3 separate regions of the Homo sapiens genome follow, and regions 2 and 3 are each linked to region 1. A link is a contact called in ENCODE Hi-C or POLR2A ChIA-PET data. All regions are on one chromosome and are shown on one strand. The core of a region is the stretch at or near the end of the contact, and the rest is flanking DNA. Distances in the headings are between cores, read along the strand shown.

Region 1 (3,062 bases), core at 345-2,844:
CACGTGATTCAGGTGCTAAGCAAGTTCTGGAAGCTACTACTGCAGGGTACCTCTCTGCCCAGAGTGAGGACCATTTGCCTTCTGTTTTCAGCAAGTTGGGGAAGAAGTGGGGGTGAAGGTCTGGAAACTGACTATAAGGTGATGGTCGTATGCTGTGAGCTTACAAGAAATGGAAAAATCCAAAGATTAATCCCTTCTTCCTCATCTGGTGCCGAAGAAGAAGGGAACAAGGGATTCATTGGAGCCTATATTTCATCTGTCTTGGATTTTTGGCAATGAGTGTTTCTTCAGATTAAAATCTAACAAAGTATTCTCACTGAGAAGCAAGTTAACAAAGGATCTTAGAGATAATCTCTAAAGTAATTACAAGGGAGGAAACTGATAGCGGAAAGGGCTCTGCTCTGACTACACAGGTAGTTTTCAGGAGAGCTAAGATGAGAACACAGCTCTTCTGATATCCAGGCCAGTGCTCTTGCTGTCACAGGCATGCTAACACACAGTCCTATCCAGTAACATGTGTGACTGAACTGAGTGATTTACTGGATATTTAAGAAATGCTTGCAATGAGGTTTCAGGGGTGCTACTCCCACTTCCGAATCCTTGCTTTTAACCTGTGTCCATCCAGGCCTTCCCCTCAACATAATACTGGAATGTTGTTTGCTTTCAGGGCTATCAGCCCATCTCCTATGGATCTCAGCCAACCAGTGTCAGGGACCTGGCCAGTGATATTGACTTGGAGATCTCATATGAAGAGTCAACAAAGACGCAACTTAAATGCCCCATTAGGCTGGGAATTTGTGGTACATCTCCCTCTGCCAGCCTAGGAGAATGGCTGGCACCCAGTAGTATGTGCTGGAGATAAATACTCCAGTAATGTCTGGTGTCAGAAGGGCATTTGGCTCTGCTGCTTGGCACTTAGGTGATTTTCCTCAAGCCCCTTCTTTGTACCTCAGTGTGCTTTATTGTTGTGTTAGAGATACTACTGCTACTCACTTTGCGGGATTATTGGGATTTAATGAGATATTGAATATTTGTACTTTTGAAAGTTATTACTACTCAGCTATTTGATGTGTTGATTCAGCCTCTCTGTAAACTTCTTGAAGGCAGAGATTATGTATATTGCAGTTTCCATAATTCATGGTAAACCATTTATTACACCTGATTCCCTGTTTTCTCATCTGTCAAATGGAAACAATACCACTTATCTTGCTTCCCACACAAGGTTGTTAATGCCCCTCACGTTAAGCCAATAACTGTGACGGCCTTCTGTACCTTGCAAAGAGCTGTACAAGTGGGAGGCATCAGTATAGCAGTAGTAGTGCTTTGCACTTAATATATTGATATATTTAAACAGAGCTACAAATACAGACAGTTCCTAACGACCAAATTATTTTACCGTCTCGCAGGAGCAGCGTTGGCGAGTTTTAATAACCGGAGGTTGCTTCCAGATGTCAAGCAAGGCAGATTTAAGAAAGATTCGGTAGTTTGGAGGATGGCACACAGAATCCAGGAACCATGCTGCGTACCCTTTAAAAATTGGGGTGGAGGGGCGGGGCTGTTAGCAGGGACGCGTCTGGGCCAGTCGGTTTCCAGGAAGTGACGTCAGGCGGCCGCGGAGATGGAGGATTTGCTCGACTTGGACGAGGAGCTTCGCTACAGCTTGGCTACCTCCGTGAGGACCAATTCGGGGGCCTTGGGGGCCAGGATTTGGCGGGTGGGGAGGAGCGACCCCGCCGGCCCCGACTTCTCTGAGGCGACTCAGGGCGGCAGGCCTCGCGCCGCGCCGGGTGAGGCCCAGAAGGAGGCAGCCTCACCGCCCCGCCCCCAGGCCACTGTGGGCTCCGCCGCTGCTGGCCTGGGGTTTGCTTTCTTTAAAATCCTCAGAAAGTAGAAAACACCCTGTCCCCGCCGGCGTCTAGGACCGTGGGAAATTTCCGAGCCTTTCTCCGTTTTCTAGAGCCCCGAGTGCGAACTTCCCCAGAACAGATCGATCACAGGGTGATAGGGGAGCCCCGGCCGGGGTCGCACTCGCTCCCATCCTAGAGTTTTTCCTTTGGGACACCTCGTCGCAGAAGTTCCTGCAAAAGCCGCACTGTTTTATGCATGGAAGGGAGGCAGGCAGGGACGGCCTTTCTTCCCGGTAATCCCCGTGGGGAGGTGGGAGTTAACCTCAGTTACCTCAGTAGTTAAGGAAACCAAGACCGATTTGTAACGTGAGGGAGTGATTAGGTGCTCAGGCACTGAGGCCAGATGGAGCATAGAGCTGTTGCCTGGGTTCAAAAAAAAAAAAAAAACCTAAAAAACGATTTAACCTTTCCGAGCCTTGGTTTCCTTATGCCTAGAATGGAGGTGTTACAGTGAAAAGGAAATGCAACAATACATGGGAAGCGTGTAACTCAGTGCTTGGCATATGTTATCACGGAAGAGGTCAGAAGAGGTTAGCTACTGCTGCCTATGAGGCTGTGGTTTACCCAGCGTTATAGTTAGTAAATAATGGAGCTAGATTCAAGACCCAAGTTCAGTGTCTACCTTCCTCCTTTGTAACCCCCATCAGGCCTTTTTATCTTTAAAACTGGTTAGGATCGCACTTACTAAAAGATTGGGCCCCAGAGCAAGTCTTTAGTGTCTGCTGTGAAATCTCTAAGTGTTTTGAAGGTCACCAGGCCTGCTGATACGTGAATGTTTTTTAGTACCTGGGGATGTGAATGTAGTTATTCATTCATTCAACAAATATTTATTGAGCCCCTACTGTGTATCAGGCAGTGTCCTAGGTGCTGGAGATACAGCAATGAATAAAGCAAAGTTCCTGCCCTCATGTGATTATGTTGTAGTGGGAGAAGATGGGCAATAAATAGACTACATTTAACATACACAAAAATCAGGCAGTAAAGAAGTTTTTCTACCCTATGGATCTATACAGGGTCTTCAAAAAGTTTAAAACCTTGAAATACTTAAAAATTATTAGAGAAAACACCTGTGAACAGCATTTAGCGACAAGATCATTGAATTTTTGTTTTAGCACAACCGCCATATGTAGGATGCTGTATTCAGATACTCAGTGC
Region 2 (3,062 bases), core at 152-2,651, 1.4 Mb after region 1:
AGTAGTGCCTCAACCATTATACTTTATGGTGTCTATTTTAATTTCAGACCTAGAAAATTAATTTATATTTGCTACTTAAATAAGACAAGTTCTCTCCCCTCTACCCTTTCGTATTTCAAAAGAGCATCCTTTCAGTTGCATCGTGTGTGGTGTTCAGGAGGCTGAAAGAAGAAAGTGTGATGGATGGACTCTTTTGTCTTTGGACACTGAAATAATACACACGGAGGAACTCGCGTTAGTAGAAATGGAGACGTCGTCCTGGACAAGAAGAGGATGAGGGTCTTGAGAATGAGGGAGGTAGGCCAAATTTTTAATTCCTGCTCTTGCTTTGGCTACTGTGTTCAAGCAAAAGACCCCAGACACTACCTATTTCAACTCTGCTTTTCATTTTTCCCACTCTAAGCGATGGAGAGGATGGCAGCAAGGCCAGGGGGCCTATGTGCAGGAAGGCTAGGGCGCAGTGGGCTTCTGGCAGAGGAAGGCAAGGCTGCCAACCCGGGTGGGGGCCGAGAGGCGCGTGGTAAGGCTGGGGCAGGGGACTGAGATGGGGATAGGGTGGGGAGCCAGAAGCAGGGGGCGGCGAGGCCAGTAGGGTTCGGGTCGGCAGTCTAGATGTGATTAGCAGACGGAGGTGGGACCCGAACCCCGGCTGAAGCTGAAACTGAAGCTGAAGAGGCGCCAGGGGCAGAGCCACCCTGTCACTACCATTTGGGCAGATCTCAGAAAGGAAGCGGGGCAGGAATCAAGGCATTTCGAAACAGGAGTGAGTAGAAAATAACCTCGAGCCCAGGGCCCGGGTGGTGGCAGCGGCGGGGAAGGGGCCCCGCGCGCGAAGGGGCTGCCGAGGTGGGTCCGCTCCGCGGGGAAGCCCAGGACAGAGCGCGGCGGAGGCTCGCGCCGTGGTGCGGGGCCCTGAGGCCGGGCGGCACCCACCCGCCAGCGCCCCGGCCTTGCGTACCTGAGGCGGCCGCCTGGCTCCCCTCCACTCCCTGGCAGTCCCCGACGCCGCCAGCCGACCCTGGGCGGGCTGTGGGGCTCCAGGAGCCCGGCCCCTCAGCCGCCTGCAGGTCAGACATCTGCAGCCCGCGCACGGAGCTCTCCGCTGCCAGCCGCGAGTGGCTCCGGAAACAGCCGAAGGCCGAGCGAGCGCCGAGCACAGCCGAGCGCAGCCTGCAGGCCGGAAGAAGCGGCGCGGCGGCCGCTTGAAAAGCTAGCTGACCCAGGGGCGGCCACAGGAGCTCTGGCCCGCTGAGGCTGGCGATGAGGCCGCAGGGAGGGTTACTGCGTGCTTGTGACAGACGATTTTTAAAGTCAGGGCTTGAAAGAACAAACAAAACCTGGGGAAGAGTCAGGAAGACACTGCCGGAAATCGTGGTATCCATAGAGACGCTATCGGAAGTTGGGGTTGCTAGGAAGCCGCGGCGCGTCTGCTAAGCTGCAAATGGCTGAAGTCCCGGAGGATTATGATTCCGGCCCAGATGAAGATGGAGAGCTGGAGCCTGAGAGGCCTGAACTGCCTGGACTTCATAAATTGTATGAAAATGCCGAACCAGACACCATGGCAAAGGCAGACTCGAAGCTACCAGCAGAGATTTACCAAGAGCCACAGCCAGAGACCGAGGAAGAGGACTTCAAAGAGGGGGAGCCAGACAGTGCTAAGAACGTGCAGCTGAAACCTGGCGGGACGTCCCAGGAAGGAATTGCCAAGGAGTCCAAGAGAGACGTACCAAGCGAAACTGAACCAGGGATACACCAAGAGGTAAAGTCGGAAACATCCAGAGAGATGGGAGAGTTTTTCAAAGATTTGGAGGCCCCTATGGATGAAACGCATAAAGAGTCAGACCTAGAGCCACCAGAGGAGGCTAAACCAAATGTTACAGAGGATGTGTTCCTAGAGTCAGCTATGGAAACAGATCCAGATCCAGTGCCACCAACGGAAACCATGTCTGAGGTTTCGGGGGCCACAGTCAGAGAGAGAAATTTAGAATTACTAGAGGAGGAGACTGAACCGGGGGTTCCAGAGGAATCACTTAGAGTGCAACATGAAGAGACAGGTCTAGAGCCTCCAGAGCAGACCAAACAAGATTTTCCAAGTGAGAAACTAGGAGAATCACTTGAAGAGACAGATCTTCAGCCACCAAAGATGACCAAACCAGAGACTCCAGAGGAGACACAAAGAGAGTCAACTGAGAAGAAAAGGACAGAGCCACCCGAGCAGGCTAGACTGGAATTTCTGGAGAAGGAACCAAGAAAGTCTAGTGAGGAGGCAGGTCTAGAGCCTCCAGAAGAGACTCAACCAGAGGTTCCAGAGGAGATGCAAAGAAAGGCAACTGAGGAGAAAGGGACAGAACTACCTGAGCGGACTAAACCAGACTTTCCAGACCACAAGCCAAGAAAGTCTACTGATGAGAACGTTCCTGAGCCACTAGAAGAGATCAAATTAGAGTTTCCTGAGGAAGAATCAAGAAAAACAAATGAGGAAACAATTCTAGAACAATCAGAAATGATGAAACCAGAAAGTCCAGAAGAGATAAGAAAGTCAAATGAGAAAAAAAATCCACAGCCACCAGAGGAGACTGGTCCAGTGCTACCACAGGAGATCAACCCACAAGTTGAAGAGAAAACACAAACAAAGCCAACTGAGAAAATTCTAGAGTTACCAGATGAAACCAAACCAAGGGAGACACATGTAGAATTTTCCAAGGAAGACAGGCCAGAACCAATAAAGTCTAAGTATTCTGTAGGAAACGATGAGCTAGAGCACCGTGAGCCTAAAAGAGGAAAGTTGTCACTAAGTGACAAATTTAGAAAAGAATATTACGCATTAGGATCTCTCAGAGAAAGTGAAGAATCAATTGGTACACATTATGAGTTTTTGCAACCACTCCAAAAATTGCTTAATGTCAGTGAAGAATGCTCATACTCAGATCCCTCAGAGTCTCAGACAGAATTAAGTGAGTTCGTTCATGAAAAGGAAGTTGTAGATTTGTCCCAAGAGTTGAAGGAACGGGTCTCTGAAGATGACGAAACCCAGCCAGAAAAAGGGACTGAGTTACAATTTG
Region 3 (3,062 bases), core at 215-2,714, 1.1 Mb after region 1:
CGCCCGCCTCGGCCTCCCAAAGTGCTGGGATTACAGGCGTCAGCCACTGTGCCTGGCCAAAGCCATGGGTTTTTAGTTGAGTCCTAATGGGCAAAAACGCCACACAACTGGAAAAAAATACCACCTGCGTCATAAACTTGTAAGGAATCATAAAAGGATGCATATAAAGCGGCCCGGCTCCTAATTACTTGGTAATTGTTAACTATTGCTTTCACTCTGTCCCCAAAACAAAAGCCTTACATGGTGTAGGCATATTACTTGTTGGTAAAGCTGACTACTAACAAGTACACCCATACCCAGTAATACATTAGAATTACCTGTGTCTAGAGGACTAACGTGATTAACCACGACCTAGCAGCACTTACAAAGGCCTGGATGACCAGTATAAAACAATTCCCCACTATCTAAATCAGCACTGTCCAATATAACTTTCTGCGATGCTGGGAATGGGCTATATATAATCTGCACTGTCCAATAAAGAGGTCACTGAGCTCCTGAAATGTGGCTAGTACAACTGAGAAACTTATCCAGTCGTTAGTGACCATCTTACTGGACAGCTCAGCTCTTGAATCTGCCTCGACCCGTCAACTCTTTAAACTCGCCCATGTCCTCTTTTTCACTAGCGAAATAATTCTTTTTCTAAGTAACCTTCACTGATTCAAGGCATCAGAACGTCAACTGATCCCAAGCCCTTTTTTTCTTTAGCTGTTACACACGTGTGTTCACCGTGAACCTTCACCAAGAAACAGCATCCATATAAAACCCATAGCACATGACAAAGTCAGTCAAACATCAAAGGTCATGAAATCATCTACTTAAAATAACTCATCGCGCCTCGACCTCGTGAAGCACGGTCTCGAGGGTGGACGGGAACAAAAAACAAACAGGGCGACAGGCGTAGAGAAAATGCGAGGAGCACGCGGGGAGGTCTGGCACCCCTGTCACGGCGACTCCAGGCTGAGGCCGCCCGCACGCCCGCTCTCCCACGCCGGGCACTGTCGCTCCCGGCACGCGCACAGGCCGGACACGACTCGCCCCGGCCCCCACCCCCAACGGCGGCACGGCGGCACGGCGGCACGCACCAAGACAGTGCGAGAGTCGCTCCTCTCTCTGTATCGACTCCAAGCCGGCCCCACCCCCGGCTCCTCTGAACCCCGCCTGGAAACCTTGCCCAAGCCGCTCATTGCTCAAGGCCCCCGTACAAAATGGCGGCGAGGCCTGAGGAACCAACCATAGAGACGCCCGCCGGCCGCGGACAGAGCGTAGGCCTCTGAGCGCTGGCCCCGCCCCGCGCCGGCCTGGTCTTCCGGCGGGGGCGGGGAAAGGGCGCATTTCCAAGGGCCCTTCTAGGAGAACAGCGTGCGGTCTCCATGGTGCCGGGTCATCCGAGTCGGGTCACGTGGCTGGCGAAAGCCGTCGCGGAGGCGTGGGGAGGAGAAATGGGCGGGAGGCTGTGGGGATAGCGAGACACCCAGCGACGACGAGGTTGTCATGGTGCCGCGGGGCCGTGCTCGCGCATGCGCCACCTGACCCACAGGCCGGTCGTGGAGCTGCGACCCCGGCCCTAGGTGAGAAAGGGAGGGCTCGGTCCGGGAGGAGGGGAGCAGGGATGACGGCGGGAGAGGGATTGGGCGAGGAGCGTGGGGAAAGGAGGTGGAAGTAGGGGAGAGAGGAAGAGGAGCGAGTAGGCAAGAGGGGCAAACCGGGACTTTCGGAGGACGGAGAGCCAAATGGTGGGAGCAGGGCTTTGGTTTGCTGTGAGGGGCGTGGGAGAGGGAATCGCGGGTGAGGAGGGGGCTGCGTGTGGGGAGGAGGCTTGTGTGAGGGGCAGGTGGGCCCTGGTCTAGCCCTGGGCGCAACCGCCAGCCGGCTGGGCGGGGAGAGAGCTTGGAGTCCAGCCCGGCTGGGAGCTGAGGGCCAAGCAATGGGCAGGTGAGTGGGCGCCAGAACTAGTAACTGGGCGAGGGTCCTGGGCTTCCGGTTTGAGGTCGGGGGTGGTACCCTGTTCTGGCTCCAGGGCACAGGTGTGCTGCCTTTTCCAGAGACCTGCCGTCACCCTCGTTGCTGGTTGTTTCCCCTGAGTGGCCAGCTTGCCAGGCTTGGTGTCGGGGGTAGTGTTTCTGGGGAGAAGGTGGGCAGTGCCAAGTAAGGAGTTAAGTGGTTAGTGGGTGGGTTCGGGGGAGCTCTGATCCCGGCCCAGGTCACAGGCTGGAGCTAGGCTCCCTGTTATTGCTCAAGTCCTGGCAGTATGCATTGCCTGGGCGTTTGCCCTGGAAGGCTGGTGGTATGCCAGTCACAGCACAGTACTAGGGTCTGCCCAGTTTTGCCCTGCTGAGCTGGCAGGCTGGTGGATGCCTGGAGGGTGCACATGCTGCCTGGCACAGATGCAACGTGGGCTGGTGCGAATGGGTAGGTGGGCACTGTTACTGTGAACTAATTGCAGCAGGGGATCGGAGAAAGTTCTCTAAGCTCATCTCCCCTTTGAAAGGTGAAAATAGAGCCAAACTGGTCTAAAACATAGGAAATTGTATGGAATTGGGGTTCAGGATCTTTGACACGAATTTTCAGCCAAGTTGGAGAAATGGAATGAATGTGGAAGGGAAGATGAATATTAGACATTTAGGTAGACAGGGTTTTTCCACTGTTAAGATACCCAGACATTCTCCCAGAATGGTATCCCTGAATATGCAGGCCAAAAGAAAATGACTTCGGAGAAAAGCTAGTAATGTATTTATAATTCTAACGGGGATTACTCAAGGTTTTCTTTCTGTGACCTTATCACTTTATTGTATTTAAGCCTCTGGTTGGGCTTTTACCTCACACTTCTGTCCAGGCACACATGTTATACACGTGACACATTTTAAAGGGAACTTGAGCTTCCAGGAATGTTGCCAAGTGTCTATAAAAGGAGAGATCTGAAAGCAGCATTTCAGATCCTTTTCTTGTAACCCTGGATCTCCTTTTTAATCATAAGGACAAATCTTCACAAAGATTGTTTGTGGATTAGATCAACCCTTAATTTGGATGGTGGATTTGTCCCTGACGTTTCAACTTAGAATAAG

The links. Hi-C counts contacts between places; a loop is a spot of excess contacts on that map. ChIA-PET counts read pairs that join two places held with the same protein, here RNA polymerase II (POLR2A). Pooled maps may share reads with other maps.
Region 2: a map of naive thymus-derived CD4-positive, alpha-beta T cell shows a loop between it and region 1 (13-fold over the local background). The contact joins the promoter of SAMD15 here to the promoter of IFT43 in region 1. A Hi-C loop is called at or near these places in 2 of 168 maps with a recorded cell type or tissue (Right ventricle myocardium inferior and naive thymus-derived CD4-positive, alpha-beta T cell) and 9 of 50 pooled maps.
Region 3: a loop to region 1 is called in a map of B cell, with 23 times the contacts of the local background. The contact joins the promoter of CIPC here to the promoter of IFT43 in region 1. A Hi-C loop is called at or near these places in 4 of 168 maps with a recorded cell type or tissue (B cell, CD4-positive, alpha-beta T cell, CD4-positive, alpha-beta memory T cell and 1 more) and 7 of 50 pooled maps. POLR2A ChIA-PET finds 5 or more read pairs at or near these places in 1 of 52 experiments (Caco-2).

What each region holds. Positions count from the first base shown.
Region 1 is chr14:75,984,169-75,987,230 of GRCh38, forward strand. IFT43 (intraflagellar transport 43) reads left to right here and starts at 1,595. Exons shown (of 9, transcript NM_001102564.3): 1 at 1,595-1,672. The coding sequence starts at 1,619. RefSeq lists an enhancer at 1,248-1,749 and a silencer at 1,576-1,885.
Region 2 is chr14:77,375,978-77,379,039 of GRCh38, forward strand. It overlaps SAMD15 (sterile alpha motif domain containing 15), which reads left to right and starts at 1,402. Exons shown (of 3, transcript NM_001010860.4): 1 at 1,402-3,062. The coding sequence starts at 1,442. It overlaps TMED8 (transmembrane p24 trafficking protein family member 8), which reads right to left and starts at 1,117. Exons shown (of 6, transcript NM_213601.3): 1 at 959-1,117. The coding sequence starts at 1,076. RefSeq lists a silencer at 695-1,124 and an enhancer at 1,175-1,384.
Region 3 is chr14:77,096,794-77,099,855 of GRCh38, forward strand. It overlaps CIPC (CLOCK interacting pacemaker), which reads left to right and starts at 1,465. Exons shown (of 4, transcript NM_033426.3): 1 at 1,465-1,568. LOC124903350 (a long non-coding RNA gene) reads right to left here and starts at 1,225. Exons shown (of 2, transcript XR_007064275.1): 1 at 1,083-1,225; 2 at 1-107. RefSeq lists enhancers at 696-745, 1,107-1,936, 2,076-2,235 and a silencer at 926-1,075.